Regions from separate parts of the Mus musculus genome. Here all the other regions are linked to region 1. Evidence: chromatin loops called from intact Hi-C (ENCODE). Cell type or tissue: heart. All regions are shown on one strand. Region 1 holds the start of Foxc2 (forkhead box C2). Region 2 holds the start of Map1lc3b (microtubule-associated protein 1 light chain 3 beta). Region 3 holds the start of Gm42046 (a long non-coding RNA gene).

Region 1 (2,500 bases):
TCGCTCTTAACCACGACTTTCTTCTCGGCCTCCTTGGGCCCGTCAGCTACCGGGGTCCCTGTCGGAGCGCCCTTGGCCGTGGTCGAGGGCGGCTCCTTGAGGTGGGCCCGCTCCTCCTTGTCCTTGGGCACATCCTTCTTCTTGAAGCGCCGCCGCCGCCGCAGGAAGCTGCCATTCTCGAACATGTTGTAGGAGTCCGGGTCGAGCGTCCAGTAGCTGCCCTTGCCCGGCTTCTTGTCGTCGCGCGGCACTTTCACGAAGCACTCATTGAGTGACAGGTTGTGGCGGATGCTGTTCTGCCAGCCCTGCTTGTTCTCGCGGTAGAAGGGGAAACGGTCCATGATGAACTGGTAGATGCCGTTCAGAGTGATCTTCTTCTCTGGCGCGTTCTGGATCGCCATGGTGATGAGCGCTATATAGCTGTAGGGCGGCTTCACCAGGTCCTTGGGCGCCGCGGGCTGGTGGTGGTAGGGCGCGTAGGAGCGGCCCATGCCGGCGCCGTACTGCTCCGGGTGGCCGGAGTAGACGCCCATGGGGCTGGCCATGCCGCCGTAGCTGCCGGCCGCCCGGTAGTAGTTTTGCTCACTCAAATAGGGTACCACTCCCAGGGCGTTGGGGTCCGATACCGAGTAACGCGCCTGCATGCTGCGTCCCAGACGCCCGGTCGCCGCCTGCGCGCACCGACTGCGGCCCGCGGCGAGCGAGGCCCGGAGCAGGAGAGCAGGAAGGGACGGAGCGATGCAGGCAGCCCCGACTCGGGGCAGCCTCGCGGTCCACGCGCGGAAGACGCCGGCGCTCGGGTTCAGCCGACCGGGCGGATCGGCATCCTGAAGGGTGCACGGCAGGCGGCCCCGCTGGCCGCGCACTCTCGGCTTGGCGGGTGGCAGCCCTGAGCTGGCGGCACAGACGCCACGCGCGACCGTGGAGCGACACCAGCCCTTCCGAGTGCTAGAAAAGGAGACAGCGGCTCTCGGGGCCCCGCCAGGAGAACTGCAGCCCGCAGCGTCAGCGAGCTAGGGTCCGGAGAGGCTGCGCGGCCGAGCCCGGAAAAAGAAGCAAAGTCCCTTTTAGGGATTGGGAAAAGTTTCAAAAGTCTTCTGGCTCAAAGCGAGTTTTTACTTTCTTCAGGCCGCGCCCCCTCCAGGAAGTTTGCACCAATCATCTGGCAGCTGCGAGAAGGATGGCACCAATCAAAACGAGGAGCGCCTGAATCCGTCGGCTCTAAGACCCAGATGCTCTTAGCCAGATCTCCCCCCCCCCCAGCTCAAGTTAACTTGAGGACTTTTAAAAATGAGTTACATCTTATAAAATTTTATTTTATTATCACATTTTGTTTAACGAGACCACGTGTCCAGAGCAAAAATTAAAAACCCTGTTCCTTTGGAAAATAAAAAGAAGTTTAGTTTGAAATATAACATCGAATTGATGAAGTTGGGCAGAGATTTGCCCCCAAGACCTTGTAAGTAGGAAAGAGCCTGGAGATTTTTTTTTTATTATTATTAATGGATGAAGAGGCGAATAATTAGATTTCTTAATTATCGGGGCCTAGTTGTAATGGGTTCAGAGCAAACGGACTGAGCGTGTAGGGCCTGTTGAATGCAGTGATGGATAATTCACAGGACGCTTCCAGGTTGAGGAAGAGCCCACAAAGGAGGCCGGGTTGGAGAATTCGGTTCCTCTCCCCTTCACGACGGGGTCGGGCTGGGAGGGAAGGCTTAGTGGGAATGCCAAACTGGGAAGGTAACACCTAAGGAACCATTGGTCCTTCGTCTTCGCTGCTACTTAGGTGATCCATCTGAGTCCTCCAAACAATTTCGTGGGGTTCAGGGAAGCGCGTGAACCCAACTGTTGCTTTCCTGGTCTCCTCTCCCGCATAGACGAGGGCTAGCTTTCCCTGCCATCCATCCCGGCCTCTCCCTTCTCCCCACCTATGAAAGCGCTGTCTGGAGGTTAGGACAAGGCAGCCAGCCCCCGGGAGCTGGTGTCCCCGTTCGGCGTGGGGAGCTCCAAGCCTGCACTCCATCGCCGGCTTCGTCACTGGAAACGCAAAGGAGCGCGGCACTGTGTAGCCTCGGACCCGCTTCCCTAGCTGTTGCCGGGGCCCGGCGTGGGTCCCACTCCGCGGTCAGCATCTTTGGGATCCTGTAAATTGACTGTATTTCAGGCTGTTTGTTTTACTGAGTTTTGATAAGGTGAGCTGAGGACCAGGGGCTCCTTAGAGGGCCTGGTAACTGAAGGACTTTTTTTTTTTTTAATTTTATGCCAACCTTGACGCACAGCGACTCGGAGTTCCCCGACCTTCAAGCGTGCTCCTTCCCTCTAGGAATCCCGGGGACAGTTTGTTTATTTGTGGACTGGTATTTATTCCTTCAACATCTCCAGTCGTCATCGGATCCCTGCTCGGTCCGCTTCCTCAGAAGCACCGAGATGTCCCTACGGAATGGCTCTATGCCTCGCAGAACCTTCTGGAAGTTGTTGGTCCGGTTGGGTAGGGAAGAAG
Region 2 (2,500 bases), 480 kb before region 1:
GCTCTAGGCCAGCTTGAGCCACAAACAAAACTTGCCAGGCTGTGGTAGCACATGCCTTTATTTAATCCCAGCACTGAAGGCGGATCCCTATCGGAGTTGGAGGCCAGCCTGATCAGGGCTACATAGAGAAACCCTGTCTCAAGAAACAAACAGCCAGCCAGGCACAATGGCACACCTTCAATCCCAGCATTCAGGGGACAGACGTGAAGATCTCTTGAGTTCAAGGCCAGTCCGAGCCACACAATGAGACCCTGTTTAAATCAACCAACCAATCACTGACAGCAGAAACCCCTTGCCTTCATTGAGATGGGAGCAGGGCCAGAGATCTAAGGGCAGAAATGGTTAAAGCTGGTAAGAGGAGACTTGCAGGGTCCACCACAACTATAAAGGGAAAGTCAGGAATAGTTGTCTTTACTAAAGCAAACAAGGGTCCAAACTGAAGGCCTAGAGGATCTGCCCAGCCCTGGCTGGCTGTAGGGCCAGGGAACTAGGAGGCAACCTGCAAGAGCTGAGACACTTTTTAAGCAGACAGCTGTGCAGAGGCCAATAGCCTGTACTGAAGCCACCTAGGTGTGTAGTTGAGAGGGAGGGTCTCGCTGCATCATCTCCAAGGCTGGGACTAAAGGCGTGGATCACCACCCCTGGCAGCAGCAATGCCTTCACAGGGATGGGAATTCTCCCCGGGGCTATTTATTTAGGCTGAGCAAACAAGCTTTCCTGCGGATACACACCCAGTAACCTGGAGTTTAGGACCGTTTTGGGGGTGGGGAAGCAAACACTGGATCACCCCAGAAAAACTCAGTGGAACCACTTGAGAAGCCTGAAATCACGTGATCAGTTCTAAACTTGGGAAATTGGGCGCGTCCTTCTAAGAATCTGCAAGCCTACACGGGCCTCCTGGCTGCCAGTCTCCTTCCTTACAGCACTGGGGATGATCGCTGCTTACTGGAAGTGTAAGAATTTATAACAGAAAGCTAATGGGACTCTGCCACTAGGCGGACCCTGAGCTTCACCGCCCTAAGCCCCACCCAGGTGCTTCAGCTACAAAGGGTCGGTTTGGGGTGAGCCCTACCTAAATCCATCCACCTTGTAAACATTCCCGCAGTCTGGATAGTGGAAACTCTAGAGCTCCAACCTAAATCCCTCCAAACTCACTGGAAAGGAGCAAGACCGGTCCTGGCCTCCTCAAAGGGGCCGCTTTGAACATCTGTGTGGGGAACCTCTCAACTGTCAGTGCCCACCAGTTTAGGTCCAATAAAGTCAAAAAGCAAAGGAAAGCCGCAGCAATCGGATGCCCGCGCTTTCTTCAGAATAGCTGGGTTAGGGAGAGAGGGAAGGCAATCTAGAGAAAAACAATCGCAAGCCAGATGGAGCTTCGGAGAGATTACCCCCGGCCACTCTGGGGACCCGCGTCAGAGCTAATGTTTGTGCACGGCTCATTTTCCCCAACCCACACTCCTTTCTTGAGGGCTGTTCCAGAATAACTTAAGATCAGTACAAGCAAACAAAACAAAACAGCTGTTAAGTTTCCGTTATGAGACAAAGGCCACCCCCCCCTCCACACACACACATATGCCCAAGACGACTTCGGGTGCAAAGGCGGCTGGGTGCTGCTCCGAGGCTTGCGGGGCGCCCGGACCTGGGGCCCACGAAGGACACAGCCAAGCGCGCAGAGCCTGCGGTACCCTACGCCACCGGGGTCGGGCCTCCAGTCCCGCAGGGGACGCCGAGCCCATCGGCGACCGACGGCCAAGGCGACGCTGAGCACCCGAGCTACCCCGGAGACCGAACCCCCCCGAGACCAATATCCCACTGGCTGCGTCGCTCCGGGCCCCGCCGGGTCTCGGCCCCGCAAGACACCACCGGCGTCCGGGCATTCAGCGCTCCCGGCACCCGGATCTCCCATCCCCGGGCCCGCGGGGCTCACCAAAGCTCCGGCGCTGCTTGAAGGTCTTCTCGGACGGCATGGCGCGCGGGGGTCCCGAGCCAGACGATCTGACTCCGGCGACGATCACTTCCCTTGTGTGTGTCTCAGTCCGCAGCCGAGTCAGGTGACTCGCGGCGCGTCACCGAGGGTGGGGCCGAGGGCGGCCCCCGAGAGCGGCCATGACAGGCGTGGCGGAAGCTCGGCGGCGCGCAAGCGTGCACGCGCCCAAGCCATGCGCCTGCGCCTACGCCAGCTACGCTGGGCGCTCGCTGGGCACACGCTGGGCGAGCATCTGTTAACTGTCTGCGTGGGTCGGGCGCTGGTGCGATGGAGTCCTGCAGACTTCATTCCCCTTCAGTCCTTGCATGATCCAGCTGGTGGTCCAATGTCCGCTCCCTTGCCGCTGTATTTGATATTCCTAAATTCTACCCACCCCCAACCCAAATAACAAAAAACTGACTTGTGGTCTTGCCTGCTAAATCTTTACGATTATGGAGACGTCTGGAGACTTATGGTTGGATCTGATCTTGTGGCTCTTCCCCTGCGAGTCTTGTGCTGCCATAAACACAAGTA
Region 3 (2,500 bases), 55 kb before region 1:
AACAAGAGGCCAAAAGAGTCACCACTCACCACTGCAAAGCCCCAGCCTGTGGGAGCAGAGCTGGAGGCTCCGTTCCCCCACTTCTGAGCCCTGGAGGCCAGTTTGGCCCATCTCTGTGAGTTTGAGGTCAACCCAATCTAGATGGTTCCCGACCAGCCATGGCTACATAGTGAGACCCTATCTCAAAAAGGAGGGGAGGGAACAATTCCCAGATACAGCATGGGCTTAATGGTGCTCCGTTTCCATGCATTTGATTCGGTGATTAGAGTCTGCAGCCAGCTGTCTCTTACAAGTGTCCCTTCAGAGCCAAAGTTGTGACCCAAATGCTCAGAATCCCGTGGAGATGCTGTCCTACTGTCCTGAGGCCTCCTGGGTCCTGGCTCAGAGATCTTCAGGCTGGGAAGTCCCTGCCACATCTCATCTGGTCCAAGGTAGGACAGGATGAGAGTTGGTGGCACTCCCCCAGGAGAGTCCATGCTCTGAGAGGGACAAGGAAGGCTCTCTGTCTAGGGGCCATGGGCCACAGAAGATGAGCTTCACCAGAGAAATTACCAAGATCCCGTTGTCGAGAAAGGCATTGAGAACTGGGGTCTGTGCCCTGACTCTGTGCTCAGAGCTGTGAAGGTCTGATCCTCCATTCTAGAACCTGCCGCCTTCCCACCATCCACTGGATTTCATGGCTGCAGAGAAAACTATTGGGGATGGGTGTGTGTGTGGGGGGGTGCTGCTAACCCAGAGCAGTGGCGGAACTCAGAGGTCCCAGAGGGGAGTGGTATAGTCCCTGTGATCTCAGCAGGAGTACAGGCAGACAGCTCTAAGACCACTGCCAGGCCTGCAGGATCTGTGGCCATATGGGATGTCAGTAGAGACAGGACCAGCAGAGCTATCCCCAGGGAGCAGAGAGCAAGGGGGGTGGACATAGACTGCAGGAGGGTGTCTTGGTCAGCGCTCCCTGCTGGTCAGAACTCCTGTGACCCGGCTCCTGTGGAAGGAGAACCAAGAACACAGTTCTTTCCGAACAAAAGCAGCTGCCCTTGCCCCTGGCGCCAGCCAGGCCTTTGCCTACTCTTGGCAGCAGCCTCACTCTCTCCTGAAAAGAAGGGGAAATGCCTGAATCTGCGCACTCCCCACACGCATGCGCAGTCTGGTGCTGGCTTTCCAGAAGATTCGTTTTAATCCCCACTAAGTCACCCTGTCCTTTGATAAAGTCACCCTGTCCTTTGATAAACTTCAGCCACTCACCCAACAGAGGAATAGGAGAGCTGGCCGCCAGATGGATATCTGTAGAATAATCCCATGACCTCACATTCATGGTGCGTGGCTGAAACACATGCCGAAAGAGGACCACCAAGCCCCCGGAGCCCCAGGGATGGGTGCTGGGCACAGCCCGATCCACCACGGCCGCTCCCCTCTCTGGACAGGGTTCAAACGTCTACAGGATTTTATCAGCATTTTAGAAAGTGGAAGTTAATAACCTTCTGGGACTTCTGGGTGGAGATGGAGTGGCTAGCGGGAGGAAGTGATGCTTAATCAAAAGGCTTCCCTCCGTGGAAGGTCGGATAAGGCGGGTGTGGAAGTGAGGTCTTCGGAGCGTCTGACTGTATGGCAGATAATCTGGCCAGAACTGAGTGTGTCAGGAAGTGGGGGTGGGGTGGTGACACAGGATCGCCATTATGGAAGGAGACTTCTAAGCGAGTCACACGTTTGACGTTGGTGTTAAGTACTGCAGGCTCTCCTTCTCCCTGGCAGCACTGGAAGGAGCTCGGTTTTAGGGCATCCTCTGGCTGAAACAAAGTTCTGTCTTCTCTGAGGAGTGACCTGTCTGTGCCCAATAGTAAGGCAGAAGGAGAACTGCAACTATCTGTCTCCTTACGTGCACGCAGCCAGCCTTTAGTCTCCAAGTCCCCTGGGGTAGGGCAGGAGGTCTGGGAGCCAGGGGAAGAGCTGCTGGGCTGTGGACACAGGCCTGTTGTTTTTTTGCCCCTGGTCCCGGGCATGTGTGGGGCAGGCCAGCCATGCCTGAAATCAAGACCAAGGGGCCTGGCCTCACCTCTGACATTGACATAGGACAGCAACGCTCTGCATTTGATGTGCGTCAGACAGCAGTAGTTAGGGGAAACTGCAAGCTGTTTCCCTAATTGACCTGGAATGCTCACTAATTCCCGGGCTCATGTGTCCCAAACTAGAAAATGGTTTCCTACGTCCTGGACCTGCTAACTGGCTGGGACTGTGAGGCGCGTTCCCTGCCCCTCCCCCAAAATTAGGAAAGAAAAGACAGAGAGGAAGGAAGCATCGACTCTGGAGTAATTATAAATGTGAGGTGTGTGTATGTGTATGTCTGTGTATGTGTATCTGTGTGTGTCTGTGTGTGTGTGTTTGTGTATATCTGTGTCTGGGTATATGTCTGTGTGTGTGTGTGTATTTTTGTGTCTGTGTCTCTGTGTATGTGTGTCTATGTGTGTATCTGTGTGTGTCTGTGTATATGTGTATATGTGTGTCT

What was found. A loop is a pair of places that touch in the nucleus more often than their neighbours do. Peaks named below come from ENCODE experiments on the same cell type or tissue, not always from the same donor. Only the 100,000 strongest peaks of a DNase experiment are listed, where the experiment ranks them.
Region 2: a loop joins it to region 1, with 3 times the contacts of the local background. A loop is called at or near these places in 2 of 42 quality-filtered maps.
Region 3: it touches region 1 in a loop (3-fold over the local background); 2 of 42 quality-filtered maps call a loop at or near these places.

What each region holds. Positions count from the first base shown.
Region 1 is chr8:121,114,759-121,117,258 of GRCm38, reverse strand. Foxc2 (forkhead box C2) reads right to left here and starts at 1,088. Exons shown (of 1, transcript NM_013519.2): 1 at 1-1,088. The coding sequence starts at 644. In heart, a CTCF peak has its summit at 1,105 (motif pointing left); DNase peaks (open chromatin) are centred at 131, 378, 1,138 and 1,992; H3K4me3 peaks cover 2,500 bases; H3K27ac peaks cover 1,702 bases; H3K27me3 peaks cover 1,696 bases.
Region 2 is chr8:121,589,992-121,592,491 of GRCm38, reverse strand. It overlaps Map1lc3b (microtubule-associated protein 1 light chain 3 beta), which reads right to left and starts at 2,054. Exons shown (of 4, transcript NM_026160.5): 1 at 1,928-2,054. The coding sequence starts at 1,967. In heart, a CTCF peak has its summit at 980; DNase peaks (open chromatin) are centred at 981 and 2,091; H3K4me3 peaks cover 2,166 bases; H3K27ac peaks cover 1,601 bases.
Region 3 is chr8:121,169,904-121,172,403 of GRCm38, reverse strand. It overlaps Gm42046 (a long non-coding RNA gene), which reads right to left and starts at 80. Exons shown (of 3, transcript XR_879267.1): 1 at 1-80. RefSeq lists an enhancer at 1,265-2,301. In heart, a CTCF peak has its summit at 963 (motif pointing left); DNase peaks (open chromatin) are centred at 1,013 and 1,573; H3K4me3 peaks cover 420 bases; H3K27ac peaks cover 2,409 bases.